Regions from separate parts of the Homo sapiens genome. Here region 2 is linked to region 1. A link is a contact called in ENCODE Hi-C or POLR2A ChIA-PET data. All regions are on one chromosome and are shown on one strand. The core of a region is the stretch at or near the end of the contact, and the rest is flanking DNA. Distances in the headings are between cores, read along the strand shown.

What was found. A loop is a pair of places that touch in the nucleus more often than their neighbours do. ChIA-PET counts read pairs that join two places held with the same protein, here RNA polymerase II (POLR2A). Pooled maps may share reads with other maps.
Region 2: a loop to region 1 is called in a map of endothelial cell of umbilical vein, with 5 times the contacts of the local background. The contact joins two enhancer-like sites. A Hi-C loop is called at or near these places in 2 of 168 maps with a recorded cell type or tissue (SK-MEL-5 and endothelial cell of umbilical vein) and 1 of 50 pooled maps. POLR2A ChIA-PET finds 5 or more read pairs at or near these places in 2 of 52 experiments (A673 and Caco-2).

What each region holds. Positions count from the first base shown.
Region 1 is chr6:134,719,107-134,725,850 of GRCh38, forward strand. All of the region lies in intron 3 of LOC101928277 (a long non-coding RNA gene), which reads right to left. Among named protein-coding and RNA genes, the nearest start is that of LINC03002, 180 kb to the left of the region's middle. Within about 2 kb of position 1,333, at least 8 of the 41 ENCODE cell types and tissues checked have a DNase peak (open chromatin) inside an H3K27ac peak, as active enhancers do.
Region 2 is chr6:134,820,335-134,827,541 of GRCh38, forward strand. All of the region lies in intron 2 of LOC101928277 (a long non-coding RNA gene), which reads right to left. Among named protein-coding and RNA genes, the nearest start is that of ALDH8A1, 130 kb to the right of the region's middle. Within about 2 kb of position 2,742, at least 5 of the 41 ENCODE cell types and tissues checked have a DNase peak (open chromatin) inside an H3K27ac peak, as active enhancers do.

The DNA.
Region 1 (6,744 bases), core at 83-2,582:
CAGAGCAGAAACTTTAAAGCCACCTATGAAGTATTTATTTATATTCTTTTCTTTGGAATTAAAGAAATCCCAAATATAAGAATAGGTTTTAGAGCTTCCATTGCAAATTCATTGCCAAGGGTAAAATATGATGGAGTAGTTTAAAAGGAACATCTAGTCAACTAGCCATTCTCTCCTCCAGGGAAGGAATTTCTTCTACAACACCTCGTGGCCAATAGACGTTTTTCTTCTACACAAACACTTTTAGTAACATGTGACTTTCTAGCCAACACCCAGCTGTTGGAGTGAAAAATCTAAAAATAGAAATTATTCAACAAAATCACTCCAAATTTGCTTAAATGCAAATAACCTGAGATGCTCTGTAATCCAAAACAACAGCTCCGGAAATAATTGCTGATACGTTTATTGATGCTGCAATATTGGGAGTTCCAAGGTAGAACCCTGTGGAAGAGAAGAAACTCAACCATCACCAGTCAATACTAGCAAACATATAAGCGGCACAGGCTACAAGTAAAGCTCTGAACAAGACACGAACTTGAAAGAAGCCAATGCCAGAAGCCTTGCTCTTGAGATGCTTACAGCCTGAGTGGTCAGGGCACACACACACTAACCCAAGGTCACACAACATTGATGCTAAACAAGTACCAGAAGAAATAAATCTTCACTCCATGTTTTGTGAACCCATTCATTTGTGGTTCCATTTTGCCTCCTACTCTTGTTTCCTTTTGCCTGGATGTTCTGAGCTTTTTATTTGTTTAGCCTTGCTGGATTATATGCATCTTATTCAGCAATTTAGAGATAAGGTGGAGGCACTACTCCGCAGTACAGCAAAGTAGTTAGGAGCTGAGATACAGCTTATCCACCAGTTTCTATAAAATGCCCATTCTGGCTCAGGGTCAACTGAGTTGGCCCTAGCCAACTGCTATGCCTTCTGAAAGTCACCACTCACTGACATCAGACTGCTTAGCTGCATCATATTCGCCTGGCAAATACTAATCTCATCACTCAAAATTCAGTTCCAAAAAACTGCACTGGGACTGAAGCAGGACTCTTTGTGCAAAAATAAACCAGGCATTTCAAAACATTTGAAATCAAATAGATGAAAATGTTGCAATATTACTTTTCAGACATTTGCTTTGTCTAATTTGCTTTTCATTCACTAGTTTACATTTTCTAAAAGGACTTGTATTTTTATGATGTGCATGACTTCCACACTGCCCACAATCAATGTCAAATGAAAGACCTAACTTGTTACCTAGTCCTCTGCCTACTAAAACAGTGCTGTCTAATCAGGCATCTCTCTGCGGAAACAGGCCTTCCTACAGCAGGAAGCAGAGGAAAGAGGACTGGAGACAGCAATCCCAGCGGCTTTTTTGCCAGAAAGGACAAAATGGCTCTTCTGGCAACTCCTGACTCAGGAAATCGCTGAATTAAGTAGTCAATCTGCAGAGTAATTTAGCATGTCATCTGCTTCCTGGCAACAGATATTTGGAAGCATTTTTATTTTAATTCATCTCTGTCATCATCAGGGTTATAGCTGCTTCTCTCTGAGGACCTCAAGGTCAGAGATGTGGGACCTCAAGGTCAGAGATTTTTCTGTAGTTCTTATAGAGCCAGTTCTTTGAGCTTCTTCCTGCCCTGTCTAGGCCCCAGTAGGCTCACTTCTCCTTTGATTTTGGTCAGGTCAAGCAAACCCCTGTCATCAGAGCTAAATATAAGTTGTATGTAAGTGGGTGGAGGCCCTTGCAGTGGGTTCCCTGGAAAATACACTTGTAAGTGTACAAAAGAATGAAGGTGCAATTGCCTGCCCAGGAGTTGCAGAAGCATCATTGTCTGTGGGAGACAGGAAAGGAATTAAGAGGTCAGCAACTCAGGCTCTCATTCCTGCTTCATCACGGACTTTCTGTGTAATGTTGCACAAATAATTTTCCTTCCCACTCCTCCACTTCTCTATTTTAGGCGTGAACAAACATCAGTCATCTTCCTCACTTGCAGACATTAAAGAGAGTTAATATGAGCATGTTACAAACAAATAGCCCTAACTTCACACATTGAGGAGACCAGTAAACACATGCTGTGGGTGATCCTTCTTTATGTGGATAGAGCAATTTCTTAAAGCTGGTGAACATATGTGTCCACAAAATCCCTAAAAGGAATGTGTGTAAAATAGATGTACCAGGACCATGCAATTCTTATTGTACAAATGCATTTGCAGATTGTTACTATTTGGGAATAACGATGGCCTAATCCAGGTGAGGGTAATAATACATCAGGAAGGTAATAATTTTTATCTGGGGCAGAGGTCACTTTGCTCCTGTCTTAACAGGGGCTCTCTATGGCTTCGGCAAGAGGGCCCAAAAATGCATGTCCTGACATTGCAAATGGCAAAACAGAGATCTCAACCAAATATTCATGAAGCACTGTGTTTGGAGTCTCCCAGCATCGAGCCCCATATCTTCAAGAAAAATCTAAACTAAGCTTTTTACATACCTTTATTGCCTTTGACCCTCACAGCAACTCTGTTAAGTCAACAGAATTATCCCAATTTCACAGATAATGAAAATGAAGCTTAAGAAGGCCAAATAATATTTCCATAGATCATATAGGCATTGAGGGGTGGGACTGGGATTTTTAATCTGTCTGATCCCAAAGTCCGTCCTCTCACCCGGTTTCCATTAGATGATGCTATCTTCCATGCACTGTATCTTTTATGCTCTATATGCCTAAGTTTTCTAATCTATAAAATGGGAATAATAATACCTAACTAATGAAAATCAAGAGATTACCTATATGAGGGCATTTTACAGAAATGTAAATTGTTATTCTAATAGTAATTCCACGTTCATCTCTTCCACTGTCAGCCTCATTATTATAAACACATGTGAAAAGTTTATACTAGGCCAGTTATATGGACCTTGCTTGGCACATAACTGAAATGTAACTTTACATTTCATTGACTTTAAGGAATTTACATATTTTAACCCAGTTCAACTATATTTTGAGGTGCTGCATCTCAGGAGTTCTTGTAGATATCTAATTCCACATTAATCATTGATCTACCTTTATATTATTGCTTCAAAAGTCTTATTTAAAAATTCACATATTTTTAAGCACTGTCATATTCTTTACGAAAAACCTTGCATGGAAATCAGATGGTAGCTAAGTAAATGTGACTTCAAATTCATGGATAAATATCAAAACAGGAGACTAATGGAATACATAGAGAGATCTGTTCATGCCCTGACTTTCTTCTAATTGTCTGTAATCCTGACCTTCCCAGTAGACAGAGAGGAATAATATACTCAGAACTTGCCCTGCCCTTCAGGAAACATGGGTAAAACCTAAATAAAGATTGTTTGTGTATGATTATAAACAATTTGCTATTCAAATTCAATAATGGCACTCGGTAGGCAAACTATCCTAAAAACTTTCCTATTAACAACTAAATTCCAAAGTTTAGCATTGCAAAACCACATAATTTGAATACATTTTTGAACCATCTGATGGAAAATTATATTGATTCCACATGTGTAGAGCTTGTAAGTAGCTCAGTAATTCCTTCACTCTTTTCAGACACAAAGTAACGGCCTCTTTAACGGCCTCTTTTTCTTTCCCTCATAGAAAAGTAGGCTATTTTTCCAGGGTCGGGAGAATGTGGAGGAGGGAGGGCTATAATGAAAGTATGTAATTCACTCAGGACTTGTGGGGCAGTATTAGAGATTATGGAAAGATTTGCTTCACAGAATACAGTTCCTGTGGAGAAAAAAGAGTCCCACTACATCAGGAATTAGCACACAGCCATACAACAAGCTGAACTTTTTGTTATTTTAAAAAATCTTCGAGTTATACTGTATGCTTTTCTAATACTGATAGAAAACAGTTTCAGCAAAGTGCACTAAATAAATAGAACAGTGCCTTACCTTTAAAAAAAAAATCTATATTCAGGAGCTATTCTCCTTCACATTTTGAAATTCTTTAGCTGGAGAAATGCTGGGTCATGAGACACAGGGTCATAGCATCTGGGTTTGATCCAGACTTTGTGATCTCTAAATCATCTTATGCCTTTGAATACATTCCAGCACCACTGACTCTACCATGTATTTTCTAACGTATGGGTTCCCGCCACCCATGCTCTGGGACTGAGTTAATAATGGTACTTACAGGGTTGTTGGGAGGATGAATCCAGTATGCCTAATATGTAAAGCACAGAACCTTGCCAGAATGTAATAAATGTCAGGTAAACATTCACTTTTAGTTTTGCTGTTATTATTGCTTAGATAGTGGTTGCTAAATAATGGAACCTTCCATTTCAATGTCAGTGCCATATCATTTAAAGGTAATCAGAGTGGAACTAATTACATAGCCTCCTGAGATATGAACACACAAATATCTTCAAAATCTCTTTCATTTACTCTCTAGCATCTGAGCTCATGTGCTATCATAAATCAGTTTAATTTCCTTTATTAAGAAAGGCTAGTGGACAGCCCCAGTGTGGAAACATTCCCTACAGGCTCCCTAGGTACTATGAGTAGATGAGGTCACTGGAGAGTTTAATAAGTCAACCTTGTAAAACCCCTGAAGATGAAAAAAGTATATGACAAAGGGCTACAGATCTTCTCTCTGTCCTTGAGGCTCCTCCACGCTTGTGAAAACACTTTCTGTAACAGATACTTAAATATTATTCACACTGTAAACAAAAATCTTTTGAAATTGTTTTAATTAGGCTTGGGGTGTTTTTTTTTTTTTTCATCTTGAGATGGAAACAGAGAGATTTCTGTTCAAAGAAATTATTGTTCCCCTTCAGAAGTCATGGGAAGTACAAGGTCAACTGATGAAAAAACAACAGCCCTAGTCTCAGGGTTTTCTAAGCCTTATTCCTTAGACAAGATACTTAGCATAAAATTTTACTGACACTGAACCAGGTTTAATTTCAGAAAGTAATCATCCATATACAAACGTTGTTTCAGCAGGTTTTCTTGCTCAATTGAAATTCACTCCACAACTATTCGACTCTCTCTGAAGGACCAAAAATCCAAGCACCTGATATGTAAAACAAATGCTTACTAAGGGCCAGGCACTGTTCCAGGTGTTTTATTATATTACATAATTTAATCTTCACAACAGTTCTATGAATGTCATTATTATCTCCATTTTATAGGTGAGGAAGAAATAAAACACCTTAAATAACTTGCTCCAAATTACACAAAGATAGTACATGATGGAGTTAGTATTTAAACCCAAAATGTCTAGCTCCAGAGTCTTTAATGTTAACCACTCAGTGGTATTTTCTCTTTTTATTTTCTAAAATGAAAGTTAATATCTTCAAAATTGGGGACATCACATGGCATGCTTCCACTATAATAAAATTTTTAATGTCTCCCTTTAGAATGCAATTGAAGGTAATCATGTATCCCAGGAGCCTAACTTATTAACTTAACAAGCTATGAGTCCAAGACCTTTCTGTGTCTACATCACATCAGTCAATCCACAAATGTTTATTTTCAGATGTTTTAAATGTTTCAGAGAACATTGCTTAGTCTAGCCTTTTCTTTGCAACAAATATTTTTCACTAGGGTAACGGCTACCATCAGTTACACAGGTACACTTTTAAAGGCATTTGATGCTGGCTTTTACAGACGCAGTGGAGTTAAATGAGTTAACTTTTACACTGTCGCCTTCTCCTTCAGAGTTTTAGTACTGTAACTCGGTGACTTCAAACATATTGCTATTTATACACAAGGAAGTTATGTTGCTCAATCTATAATTATTTTTGCAGAAACTCTAAGTACAATAGACAGCTGCAGGGGTGTCAAACTAATGATTAATTTATAATACATAATAGAAAATATTTATTGGTGAATAGTTTTTATCAAATGTTGAAAATAACCTGCCTGACTATTTATAGGCACCAGCATCCCCTACTTACTTCAGAGGTTAGGGCTTCCCTTTCAGTTGCTATAAACACAGCTTCCTCCCAAGACTCTGTTTATATGTCTGCTTGTCAACCCCGCGCCAGACACTGGCGCTCCCTTTTTTTACCGTCACTGCACCCTCATCCTGTTTATAGGACAGGGAGGATGACCACGGATGCAGAATTATTTTAACTCACCAAAGTCTTGGAGAAACTAGCCAATATTGTTTGTTTTAAGATGACTCATTCTTCAATTGAGTCTTTAACTTAATATTGCTTTTCCAACATCTAGTCACATAAAATGCATTGGCCTAAGCAAACGTGCTACCATTATTTTAAGACAAATTATACCAAGCCTGGATACCAAGAGTCACAAAGCTCCCTTGATGTCCTCGAAGAATAATTTACACTATAAACTAGGGGCAAAAGACCCTTTTATTTTTCCCAGTGAGTCTTGTTCGAATTGCCTGTGGAGTATTTTTCTTTAAAGAAATTAGTACCTGCTTGGGCCCCACACCAGATCAATTAAACCAGGATTTCTTTTTAAAAGCTTCCCTTTGATTCTACTGTGCAACAAGGATTATAAACCACTTCTCAAATGTCATTATTTATTGCAAACCACTAAACAAATGGGTTAGGTATGATTGAATCAAATAGATGCAGTGCTGCTTTTTACCAAAACCTTCCCAACAGTGTTGATGTCATGAAATGGCCACACTGGTTGAATATAGAATGCAGTCCTCAGGCATAGAGGACTGCATTGTTTTCAGCTCACCCTCACTGTAGCCTAGACTCTTTAAAGAATGAGGTAAACATGCTAAAGGTTAGCTTCC
Region 2 (7,207 bases), core at 1,492-3,991, 100 kb after region 1:
ACTACACACAACTGAGCCTTTATCACCTCTTAAAGTCCTCCAGGACTTTGCAGATATAGTCCATCTCATAAACTCCTTAGTCTTAGATAACCTAAGGCTCAGAACATCCTACGTCCTAATGAGGGTATCTCCAACTTCTGCTCATTTGTTCATTCAACCACTGGTAACATGTTCAAGGCACTAGAAGCTGTTATCAACCCACATACTTACAGTCCTGTAGAGGCAGAGACTTTGACACAGAAGGATGATACCTTGAGAAGTGTTAGCTCTTTTCCACCTGACTTTCCATTAATGACATGCCATAAACCTCCTCTTGACACCTAGCTCCAGCATGCTTCTTGCGGCTTTCTGAGTGAATCTTGGATAACATTGCTTTGCCCAGGAAGGTAACCTCACAAATAGGCTGTTCCTATTTCCACACATCTCAAATTCATCTAGTATGAAGCTTCAGAAATGACACCTGACATGGCAGATGTTCCTCTAAGCATCCCCATGGATGTCATAAACCCTCACCCCCAACCCTTCAGTCTCTCAGAGGTTCTAACACTTGCTTCATGCTAGTGAACTCAGGCATGTTCTTCATCTCTCTGAACCTCAAGAAGCAAATAACATTTTCCAGTGCACGTGGGAGAGGCAGGGGATGATGAATGAAGCAGCAGGCGCAGAGACCCCCACTGAGTGGCAGAGGTACTGTGAGGCTGCCTTTCTGACAATAACCCAGGTCTAGTGGGACTGGAGCCCCCAACAAAAACCGAGGGCAGATCCTAGAGGAGCACCATTCTTTATCTTCTTCTCAAGATTGGGAGGGACACGCTGTTCACACTAAACTCTGCATCTGGAATTTGGGCCTAGACATGCCACAAAGCCTTCTCCTCTTTCATGGCTCTGCTTCTTTCCAGACCACAGCAGCAATTGTCTCAAGAAACTCTGGCCATCCCTGTTGAGGGACCCAGGCAACAAGGCAAGTTTCTGGTTTTTTGGAGCTTCCAAGCCCTCGCTGAAACCATCTCTACCACCTTAAAAGCTTTAGCTGGCACGCTTAGGAAAGTCTTACGAAGTACATAGAGATTTCTTGGATCATTTTCAATTACTAAAGGAAGGTACCAATTGTTAAAGAAAACAAAAAATTACCCACAATGACTGTGAAGTCTTTTTATTCCCCACTCTAGGTAATTTGTTCTGATTACCACCGTTCCAAAAGACAAGATTACACACCAGTGAAGCAAAGAGATAAAAGGGGGAAATCTGTTCCCTGCTGAGGCCGTATCAGAGCTCAACCCGTGTTTGGAAGCAAAGGCAATTTTTTTTTCAGCCCTAATGAAGCCTTGTTAACTATGAACCCTGGGGCTGAACTGATCTAGTGAGAGGAGTTATTTGGTGGGTGGTGGAGGGGGTTTAACAGCGGATTGGTACATTCAGAGATTATTATCATTCTTATCTTTCTTCTTAAAGCAAAAGAACTTAAATATGTACTAAAAACTGTTCTCACTGGGGTATAGAAAGGAATTGGAAGAACAAAATTGAAGTCCATCATCTCCTTCAGACAGAAATATATATGACCCACATTTGTAAGAGACAGACTACGCCTTGCTTCTTTCTCCCCCCTATGTTGCCAGTTCTCTTTGTCAGCAACTCTCTTGTCCTACTGGGATAACGTTTTAACTGTGGTACATAGGTTAGAAGCACACTATTTGTTTACAAGGGGATAAATGGTTGTTGCAATTACCGTAAAAAGCAGCAAACAAATGACCTTCAGGACTTGCCAGGAAAAGCAGTGGGTCTTTCTATGTGTTGAAACAATCTGGGCTCCACTGATGGTAAACACGAGGCAGAGACATGGATCTGGATGTGTCCTCTGGGGAGGGGGCAGGGATTGACACAGTTACAGAATTTGATCCACCCCATATTCTTCCCTTGGAGTTTAATTTCCATATAACTGAAAACATCTGAAGCAAACAGAGAGAAGCACTGCTGGACAGACCCATATCACAAGAGTAGGCAAAAAAAAAAAAAAAAAAAAGGAGCTCAAACACAACAGCTAGGTGTTTGATGTCATTCAATGATTCAGTTATGACTTAAGCGAGCTTCGGAAGTCGTGCGTCAAATGATAACCTGCATGAGAGAACTCAGTATAGAGCTGGCCTCAAGCACAAGGACATAGTTCTACAACTACAGACCCTAAAAAAAATTCATCATGGAAAAAAAAATAATAGAATTTTTCCCCTGGAGAAGCTTATGTTTAGATATTAGATACGTAAAAGACTGAACTATTTGTATAACCTCTAAGATTCTTTCCAGCTCTACAATTCACTGCATACATAAATGGGAAATGTTTAGGCCCAGGAGGCATACCAATGTGTACAAGTATACTGTTATTCATTTGATTCTTGCCCCGTATGCTTTACAGAGTCTAATTATCTAAATGAGATTTGGTTAAATAAAAATTGATATTTCTGTATGACAAGTATATATTTACATAAAAGGCAATACATATCCCCACAGTTTTCATTAAAATGGAAAAATAAAACGTATTTTAAAAAGTAATTGGAGAAGTTTTAGAAAGCACCTGGTTGAGGATTTCTTTGTTTTACAAATGAGGAATCTCAGGGAATCTTGGAGGTCTGTTCCTTCCAGGCCTCATTCCAGGGAGGGGCAGATTTGGAACTAGAGCCCAGGCCTCCAGGCTCTCACGCCTCTGTGGTCCGTGGTCCGTGGTCCGGGGCTTAGGTTGGCCGGTAGGGGTAGGGTAATAAATCTCATTCGCCAAATGAGGAAACAGCGTCATCTAGTGGAAATTTATCAGCGTATTCTAGACATGCTGTTATCCCTAGCTCTGCTGTCCCTAATTTCCCAAGACAACATTTCTGGACCATTTTCTCTCCCCCATGTTTCCAAAGCCCAAGAATCTCCCAGTGGGGCCCCCTCCTACAACCTCCTCACCCCACAGCATATTTCAGTCTCTTCTCTGCCAAACTTTCCAACATAGCCCCAGGAATCAATCATTTGCCTCAAGGGCCACCGGGGCTGTTGTCCTTTGAGTGTTTTTTGTTTCAAGTTTTCATCAAAATAACCCTGTTAACCACGGCTTCAGGCCTTTACCAAATGGTGTGGCAAATCAATTCCATCATTTATGAAGATCCAGATAGATACTGCTTTTCATTCAGCCACACTGAGATGATCCTTGTTTTTCCCCTGCTACCATCAAGTTAGGACACTTTGGTTGCTTTTGAAATAATTCATCAGGGAATTTCCCAGGACAGTTCTGTGACCAAGCATGTGGACAAGCTTCAGTCAAAACTTAGGAGGTATTAAATAGAAAACAAAACATGTAACAAGTAATTATCCCATATGATAAATGTTCCATTATGAGAAAGCACAAAGGGAAGGGGGAAATTCATTCTGCTGAGGTTAGAAAAAGCTGCATGCAAGAGGAAACACTAGATCTGAGTTTTGAAGGAGATAGATGGGCCTTTGATTTCTAAAGAAATGGGTGTGGTATGCTAGGCAGGGGGAACAGCAGAAGCAAAGGTCAGGAGTCCTGAGAGTACAGCATGTGATAAAGGATCAGGGCCCAAGAAGATGGGTGGGAAGTGATGTGGAAGGCAGTTCAGGACTGGAACAGAAAGATGCTTAGATGCCATCGCAGAAAACTTTTTTTTTTTTTTTTGAGACGGAGTCCCACTCTGTCACCCAGGCAGGAGTGCAATGGTGCGATCTCAGCTCACTGCCACCTCTGCCTCCCAGTTTCAAGCGATTTTCCTGCCTCAGCCTCCTGAGTAGCTGGGATTACAGGCACACACTACCACGCCCAGCTAATTTTTGTATTTTTAGTAGAGATGGAGTTTCACCATGTTGGTCAGACTGGTCTCAAACTCCTGACCTCATGATCCGCCCACCTTGGCCTCCCAAATTGCTGGGATTACAGGTGTGAGCCACCACGCCTGGCCGAAAACTTGGATTTTAGATGCAATTAGACACTATCAAATTATGGGCCACAGCAAAAAAACTGTGTTTGAAGTCTCCAGGTAATAAAGTACTTTATTCATCCCAGCTGTTTTGAAGCTACTTTCTACATAAAATGGTTCCCTTATTTCATGGCTTGTGAAACAGGCTCTGAAAATGAATTATTTGTCAATGCAGGGACAGGAACTCAGATCTGTTGGCTCCCAGTCCATTTCTTCATAGTAAAGAGCTAAGAGCATGAAATGCTTATTAGAATAATTAAAAATTTTTAAATTAGAAAATCTTGTAGGTCTTCCTCTGATTTTTGTTCCTGTATAAATCCTCTAAAAGTATTAAATATATGTAATTGTCTTTTAATCATATCCCCCCATCCAATCCGAGTCTGCTATATAAATGAGAAAATAATCCAATAGGCAATCTATTTGAAAGCACTAATACGAGAAACAGAAAATTTTCAGACTAAAAGAGATGATAAAAGAGGCAAATGTAAACCACCATGGACTGAAGAATACAACATGAGAGAAGCAAAAGCTTTGTAAAGATTTCTAGGAAATTCTGATTCCATTGGTTTCATGAGGACATCAATCACACTGATGTTGTTACCGAAACACCAAGGGTTCAGTCTAGGTCCTGCTGCTGGCTGCACAGAAAACCAATCACTGAGATGATGACATGCCAAGGAAGAAGGCTTTAATTGGGTGCTACATCCTAGAAGATGGGGGCTCAGTCTCAAATCCATTTCCCTGGCCAGGCATGGTGGCTCATGCCTGTAATCTCAACACTTTAAGAGGCTGAGGCAGGCAGATTGCCTGAGGTCAGGAGCTTGAGACCAGCCTGGCCAACATGGTAAACCCCATCTCTACTAAAAATACAAAAATTAGCTGGGCATGGTAGCACACACCTGTAGTCCCAGCTACTTGGAAGGCTGAGGCAGGAGAATAGCTTGAACCTGGGAGGCGGAAGTTGCAGTGAGCTGAGATTGCACCACTGCACTCCAGCCTGGGTGACAGAACAAGACTCCATCTCAAAAAAAAAAAAAAAAATCCATTTCCCTTATCAACTGAAACGTGGGTTTATATAGCAGGGAGAAAAATGTAACAATGTGTAAGAAAACAGGAACTAGGGAGGGGCAAAGAAGAAATCATGACGAATGAGGGGTCAGGCATCTCATTGTCTGGATCTGGTGACTTCGTGAATTTCAGTCCTTTGATACTTTTTTTGAGAGGTATGAAAGTCCTTTCATAAGAAAGGAACTCAGATAAAACGAATATTAGTTTCAAGCTTTAAGACTAGAAAGGTCAATTTCTATGTTTATCAAAAAGAACTGTCTATGGGACCATTGGGTCAGTTTTTTTGTTTTGCTTTGTTTTGTTTTTTGAGACGGAGTCTTGCTCTGTCACCCAGGCTGGAGTGCAGTGGTGAGCTCTCCGCTCACTGCAAGCTCTGCCTCCCAGGTTCATGCCATTCCCTGGCCTCAACCTCCCGAGTAGCTGGGACTACAGGCACCCGCCACCACACCTGGCTAATTTTTTTTTTTTTTTTTTTTTAAGCAGAGATGGGGTTTCACCATGTTAGCCAGGAAGGTCTCAATCTCCTGACCTCGTGATCCACACGCCTCGGCCTCCCAAAGTGCTGGGATTTTAGGCGTGAGCCACTGCGCCCGGCCAGGGTCGGTTTTGATGTCAGAAAAGGATAGTACGTAGATGTCATTAAAAGACAATCATGGCAACCAACTCTAACTTGGTTATTTAGAGGCCAGCATTTCTTTCTTTCTTTCTTTCTTTTTTGAGATGGAATCTCGCTCTGTCTCCAGGCTGGAGTGCAGTGGTGCGATCTTGGCTCACTACAACCTCTGCCTCTGGGTTCAAGTGATTCTCCTGCCTCAGCCTCCCGAGTAGCTGGGACTACAGGTGTGCCACCACACCCAGCTAATTGTTGTATTTTTAGTAGAGACAGGGTTTCACCATGTTGGCCAGGATGGTCTCAATCTCTTGACCTCATGATCCACCCACCTCAGCCACCTGAAGTGCTGGGATTATAGGCATGAGCCACCGCGCCCGGTCAGCATTTCTTTGTAAGAGCTTTCTAGGTCAGGTGCAGTGGTTCATGCCTGTAAACTCAACACTTTGGGAAGCCAAGGCGGGGGAGATTACTTGAAGCTAGAGTTCAAGATAAACCTGGGCAACAAAATGAGACCCCATCTCCACAAAAATAAAAAGACAAAAACATTAACCAGGTGTGGTAGCACATGCTACTTGGGAGGCTGAGGTAGGAGGATGGCCTGAGCCCAGGAGTTCAAGGCTACAGTGAGCTATGATCACACCACTACACTCTAGCCTGGGTGACAGAACCAGACCCAGTCTCTAAGAAATGAAAGAAGGAAAGAAAGAAAAGAAGGAGAGGGAAGGGGGAAAGAGGGGGGAGGGGAAGAACGTTGTTTCCGAAATTGGTCAGTGTTTCCTATTCCTGCTTTGCTTATACAAGCAGAGTATCTCCTTGCTAAAATCTTGACTCAAAAGGCAACCCAGCCACTCCTGCTCTTGTTTCTCTTATTAGCTATATTTATTCAATTGCCAGGTCTTGCAAAACTCTACTCCATTTTCCAGGCCTTGGCAATAGATAATACAAGATATGTGTCTGGGCTGACATTTTTATCCAAATGAATGCCAGATATTTCACAGAGAGCTAAAAGCTAAAATCATATGATGTGGTGCACTGGCCAATGTGGTTACTGCAGTATTTCATGTCAAGGCTAGCATTCCATTCATCATTCATCAAGTGAACACCCAGTGGGATAAGGAACAAAATGGACTGTCATGCTTCTGAAGCTGCCAGACCACAAAGGACAACCAAACTTATACAGCTTCTCCTTGGCACAGCTCAAGAGTCAACTCATAGATATGGGTGTGTCCTTTCCAAATTCTCCCAGAAAAGTAGTAGCCCAGGCTGACCGCAGGGAGGTGGGAATGACCTGAAGTTGGGCTGCCTCCCCAGCTTTCTGTTCCCATGCAGCCAGCTACCCTGGCACCCTGCCCTTCTCTGAATCACCTCTGCAGACTCTACTGCTCTTGGAAGCCCAGATTATATCTCCAACATCCACACTGGACCTCTGTCTGTTGTCAACAGAGCCAGATGACCATGGAACCCACAAGCTGGAGAACTTGGTCTCCATACTTGGCTTTCTGAGAGAGTGTTGGCTCTGTGGTTTTAACTGCTTAACAAATAAGAAGTGAAAACTCTACAC